2 separate regions of the Homo sapiens genome follow, and region 1 is linked to region 2. Evidence: chromatin contacts called from ENCODE Hi-C or POLR2A ChIA-PET data. All regions are on one chromosome and are shown on one strand. Each heading gives the region's core, a stretch centred on a gene start or an enhancer-like site at or near the end of the contact. The rest is flanking DNA. Distances are from core to core; before and after follow the strand shown.

Region 1 (2,889 bases), core at 103-2,602, 1.4 Mb before region 2:
TGTAAAAGGAGAAGGGTAAGGGATGCCCTCACAGCTGAGTGCACAGCCTAGGCCAAGGGCAGAGGGAAGAGGAGGGGCAGACTCTGACAGGCTGCAGCACTTCCTCATGGCAAACCCAAGCCTGGAACATGAGGAGGCTCCACAGAATCCCACACATGAAGCCAGGAAACGCAGCAGCCTTTCAGTAACAGATGTCAGCAGGAAGCCCAGAGATGGACTCGTCACAATTTAGTGTTTAAATCCAGCCTGAACAAGTCACTGTGCCTAAGGGGCCAATGAGGGTCCAGAGGATACCTCTTGTCTCCTCTGTCACCATCTGATCATATAAGCCACACTCTTTGCTGATAAAGCCAGAGATGATCTAGAGTGACATTTAAGAGACTGAACTTGACCTCATTCATGACCTCAGAGATGGAGCATTTACCAAAGGGATATTTTAAATTATTGAGTCAGACTATATTAAGTTTTTTTCCCTTTCATTATCCATCAGGTAGAGGCTTATGAGAAAGATAGACTCAATTATAAGGAGGAAGTGGAAATCTGTACTTTCTTTACACATATTTATAGTGTGAATAAATTTGTGATTTTCTATGCTATTATTAACCAAGGGTTTACACCCAGGATCTAGACATGACACGCTGGTAGTGCTTTTTGATGAGAGATGGTTTTGACATTACATATTATAGTGGCTTCATTCACAATGTCAAGCCTAACTCACACTTGTGTTTGGCATTTATCTCATTAACAAACAAAATTAGCCCAGTAATTTTCACTGGCAAATTAAGAGACCATGGGACTTTTGTAGGAAAACAGGGTGTCAATTTTAAAATATTACTTTTAGGTAAGTTGCACTTGAATCTCATAAAATTTACCTTTCGCCCTGATTTGATATGATCAAATAATATTTGGTTATTTGATAGTATTAATACATGGCAATTTTTAAAACATCGCTCCTAACCAGTTTTAGAATTTCCTCTCACTCATCTTTTAAGGAAAATAGTTCTGTGATTTGTTCATGGCCAATGTTAAAGGGTCAGGTAGCACTATAGATTAAGGGAGGCAGAAAATTTACAGAGAAAAAACTATTTCCATTGTTATGAATTTAATGTTGGAAAAAACAATTTCCATAGTTATGAATTCAATGTAGCTCCGCGCCCCCCACCCACCAAATCAAATGCCTATGGCTCACACGGTTTTCACGTGTGTTCTACATTTCTCGTTGAGTCACAGACGGGAGCAGTGAACCCTGAGGAAACTCAGTACACATTCTAAGGACAGTCACGCCAGAAGCTTGCCTCCCCAGGCTTCATGCAGCCCCAGTGAGTCAGGCAGAACTTTCCCAGCAAAGCAGCCTGTGTGTCACAGTGGACCAAGGCGAGCTCCTGCTGTTATAAATAGATTCTTAGTGGGACTGGGAAGGGCATGGAGACACCAGAAAATATAGCAGTTCTGGGTGGGGTGGCAGACTGAGGACAGAAAGTGGTAACAGACTATGATGCAAGTTAAATTGATGCCAGAACCTAGGCTTCTGCTATTAACAGTGTTTCCTTTCTCAGAAGGGACTAACTGGGCAGTTCTTTGGCTCCAACTGACTTCTACCCCCCTTGCTAAATCATTTGATTTCTGCTGGCTCGCACCCTCTTTGCTTCTTCCTGGCAAGCTCTTGGGCTGATTTCCAATCGCTTCCCCTTGTGGGTACCCTTTTCCAGGGTTACTTGAGGTCGTGCAGTTGTTTTGTTTCTTCACAGACTTTTAGGCAAAGTTATTCCACATGGCTCTTTAAAGGCCACCCAAACTACAAATTTCTTAAAAATATATGTGCATATACATGGGGAAAAATCATAAATTTGAGTAAAAATGTTCATTATAAAACAAAGCTAAAAAAAAAAAGCCAGTGGCCCCCACACCAAATCTGAATAGACTACATGGTCCAAATTTTGTATTATAACCTTATAGGAATAGATTATGTTTACATTACTATACAAATGCATAGACAAAACTACAATAGCAATATAAAACCTGGAAGGAAATATAAGAAAATATTTATAGGAATCTACCTCATGTAGTACAATTATAAATTATTTTTATGGTTTTCATTATAATTTTCTTCACTTTCAAATTTCTATAATGGTATATATAAGTTTTATAGTAAAAACTATTTAAAAACCACCAGTTGTTTTTTTTTGTTTCCATTTTTACATCAGCTAGTACATACAGTTTTCTAAAACAGCAATAGCTGTGTGCAGCTGGTGGTATATGGTGGGTGGGGTGGGTGTAATATAGGAAGAGGAATGTAGAAAAGAACAGTATGTTCAGAAGAAATGAATTGAGGCTCTTGCTTTAGACATAAAGTATTTTACACAAATTGCCCAAGACTTCTCATTTACAGTCGGTCACAAGCTATAGTGAATATTGGCTGGGTTTTGGCAATGCTGAATGCAATTTTGCCTTTCTTTTCTTTCCTTTTCTTTCTTTTCTTTTCTTTCTTTCTTTTTCTTTTCTTTTTTTTTCTTTTTTTCTTTTTCTTTTTTTTTTTTTGAGATAGAGTGTCGCTCTGTCACCCAGGCTGGAGTGCAATGGCACGATCTCGGCTCACCACAACTTCTGCCTCCCGGGTTCAAGTGATTCTCCTGCCTGAGCCTCCTAAGTAGCTAGGATTACAGGTGTCCACCACCACACCTGGCTAATTTTTTTATTTTTAGTAGAGATGGGGTTTCGTCATGTTGGCCAGGCTGGTCTCAAACTCCTGACCTCAAGTGATCTGCCCTCCTCGGCCTCCCAAAGTGCTGGGATTACAGCCGTGAGCCACTGAGCCTGGCCAATTTTGCCTTTCTAACAACAATTTTCTTTTCAGAAATTAGTTCTCACCCAGTCTAGTTTAACTGTTAT
Region 2 (2,725 bases), core at 45-2,544:
CATGCTTCACTGGAACAGAGTGTAGGGCTGACCCAGATGACGGATGTCACTCACCCAAGTGTCACATCATAAATAAAATTGAATGAGCCCATTCTCTCGCAGAACCAGAGTGATGCCTGTTCCCACTATAAATATTTATGAAGTCATCGTCCTTAAAAGACTTTATTTTTCCAGGTAAGTAGACTTTAAGGAACAAGTTAAGCAGAGCTTTGCCTGCAATTATGGAATAGTCACCATAGCTTTTCAATGGGTATTCCATGGAAAGGAAAAGAAAAAGAGAAAGAAGATAAGGAAAAACAAGTCCCTGTTCCATAGGGCTGCTGCACGAAGACCTCATTTATGCCAGCCAAAGTTCATTCTCATTCAAAAAGTGACAGCCTTCTCTGGGAAGAAGAAACCAGAAGCAGAAACCAGAAGAAGCCCTATCAGTCCCATTCCACTCAGGCCTGTGTAATGAAGGCGGCACAAACAGATCCTTGTCATCCAAATTCCAACCCCTCCCACCACCTCTGCTAGGAGAGACATTCTCCTTTGCATTCTCACTCTCCCAGTCTGTCTCTTAGTAACAGAAAAAAATGTACACCTCATCCCATTACTATGCTCATTTGAAAAGAATTCTCACAATGTGAGGATGTGTGCCTGGGTGGCTCTCTGGGTGTTTATGCAAAGTCTACTATTTTGCCCATAGTTACTCTTCCAGATTGCGTGAGGAATGGCACCTCGGAAACCCTACTGGCATCTGACAATCTTTTCCTGTGCTCCATGCACTCAGGAGGAGCAAACACCTCCTCCAGGCTTAGGAGCACTCCAACAGTCCCCTTCTCCAAGGCACTGTGGCAATCCCCGACCTGGAACTCTCAAGCCATTGTCTCCACTACAATACATGCTAATTTTCATGTCACGTTGCAACTTCCATGTTATTCATCTCCTCACTGCACCAAAGCCCTCGCCCAAGTGCATCAAGCCTGTTTCTTTCCCAGGGATGGCCTTGTGCCTGGGCTCTCTTCCCCTCCAAACTCCGGGGTGGCCCCTGCTTTATCAGACTGAACCGGCTCTAAGGAGAAAAGTTGACGATCATCCTGCTCTAGCCTCCGGGAAGTCTTGCTCCACAAAGAACAAGAGTCTCTGGTTTTGTGAAATGAGTCACAGGCTGCCTTGACCATGCCTATCTGGGGAGGCCAGGGCTGCCATGTATGGTCTGTGCTCCGTGGCACCCACCTCTCGCTGTCAGTCCAAGCTCTTTGCCAGGACAGCCTGAGTCATAAAACTCAGCACATTCCTCAGGCGTTGGCTAGTCTTTCCTTGTTATTACTTTGCTTTTGTTTTATGCAGCACCTGGTTTCATTTTTAAAACCCAAATAAAAATCACACGGTCAGGGCGGGAGTGGGGAAACAGGAGGAACAGCAAAGGGCTCTAACTCCGCAAACAGGGAGGCACAGAGCAGGACAGAGATGGGACTGCGGCTGAGGGACTGGGGAGATTCAGGATGTGCCACTAATGAATTGGTTTGACCACAATCTTCCTTGCTGTATATGATAAAGCTCTTGATGCCCAGGTCTCTTCCCCACCCTCCCATCCCCAAATTAGGCCGCAGTACTGTACTCATCAGCCACGTGACCTTCCCGAAGCCCCTCCACTTTCTGAGTGTCCTCAATCAATGGATATACATCTCGGATGAATCCTAAGGAACACTCTAGTTACAACACTCAGAGTCTATGAACCTGCCGGTTCCCTTTTTCTTGGACACAAGCCCTAACCCACGTGTGAGGGAATATGTTTCCACAAGCAAATATTTGTTCTTTGCCTTTTGGGGGTTAAGGAATGGTGGACAGACAGGCGAGAAGGTGTAGACCCCACCATACCAATGTTGCTGGTCAAATTGAACTTGTGTGGCCAGGTTACTGTTGCAACCTATCTGTAAAGCTGTTAGCCTTCATTTTTAGAATTAAAACAGAATTCTAATCAGCTATCCTCTGCGTATAGTAAAAAACAAATGATGAATTAATGATAGCCATTACCTTGGAGAACTGTATTTTCTTGGACTAGGAAAAGCCAAGAAATTCGAGATTAAAACCAGGATCATGAGGTACTAGACTCGGAACCTAAACAGAGGCCTTTCTCTCCTTCTGCCTGGGATGTCTACTGGGGCTGGCCAGGGCAAAACTCCGGAGGTTCCTAAGTGGCTACAGGGCTGCCTTTTCAATGCATGCTTTTGGAGAGCTTAATGGAAACCATACGAAGGTTGCCGGGAATCAGACCAGATGGCTCCCGGGGAATGTATTTAACCCGACCTAGGGCTAAGAGACAAAAATAATCACTAGGAGTTTGTGGGGCGGGAGGCAGGGGTGGTGCTGCGACTTTTAATTGTATTTTCTATTCAACAGAAATCCTAAGAGAAGGACGGTCTTGGTAACTAGGAGTAAACGGAAGGGGGTGTGGGGAGCAGAGAGCGGGGCTGGGGAGGAAGAGTGGTAGGAGGCGGCTACTTTAGTAAACCAAACACCGTTCTGCTTTTCCTCAGAAGTCGGCGGCTGCCGGGGCCCTTCGCGGGCCTAGACGGCAGCGGGCTCCTTCCCGCGCCCCAGGTCATGTGCAGCCCCTGCCGCTCCCGGTCCCTCCCTCCCGCGCGCTCCGCGGGGGCGACGAGGCGGGCGGTGGTGGGGGGGAATCAGCAGGAGGAGGGTCGTAGGCGGCGGAGGCGGCCTGTGGACGCTAGGGGAGGAA

The links. Hi-C counts contacts between places; a loop is a spot of excess contacts on that map. ChIA-PET counts read pairs that join two places held with the same protein, here RNA polymerase II (POLR2A). Pooled maps may share reads with other maps.
Region 1: a loop to region 2 is called in a map of chondrocyte, with 24 times the contacts of the local background. The contact joins two enhancer-like sites. A Hi-C loop is called at or near these places in 3 of 168 maps with a recorded cell type or tissue (PC-3, ascending aorta and chondrocyte) and 5 of 50 pooled maps. POLR2A ChIA-PET finds 5 or more read pairs at or near these places in 1 of 52 experiments (Panc1).

Annotation. Positions count from the first base shown.
Region 1 is chr4:147,102,219-147,105,107 of GRCh38, reverse strand. No RefSeq gene overlaps it. Among named protein-coding and RNA genes, the nearest start is that of TTC29, 160 kb to the right of the region's middle. Within about 2 kb of position 1,352, at least 10 of the 41 ENCODE cell types and tissues checked have a DNase peak (open chromatin) inside an H3K27ac peak, as active enhancers do; they include PC-3, where a contact is called at or near this core.
Region 2 is chr4:145,733,265-145,735,989 of GRCh38, reverse strand. It overlaps a transcript of C4orf51 not described here. Among named protein-coding and RNA genes, the nearest start is that of C4orf51, 54 kb to the right of the region's middle. RefSeq lists enhancers at 396-1,193, 1,194-1,993 and a silencer at 2,549-2,725. Within about 2 kb of position 1,294, at least 32 of the 41 ENCODE cell types and tissues checked have a DNase peak (open chromatin) inside an H3K27ac peak, as active enhancers do; they include PC-3, where a contact is called at or near this core.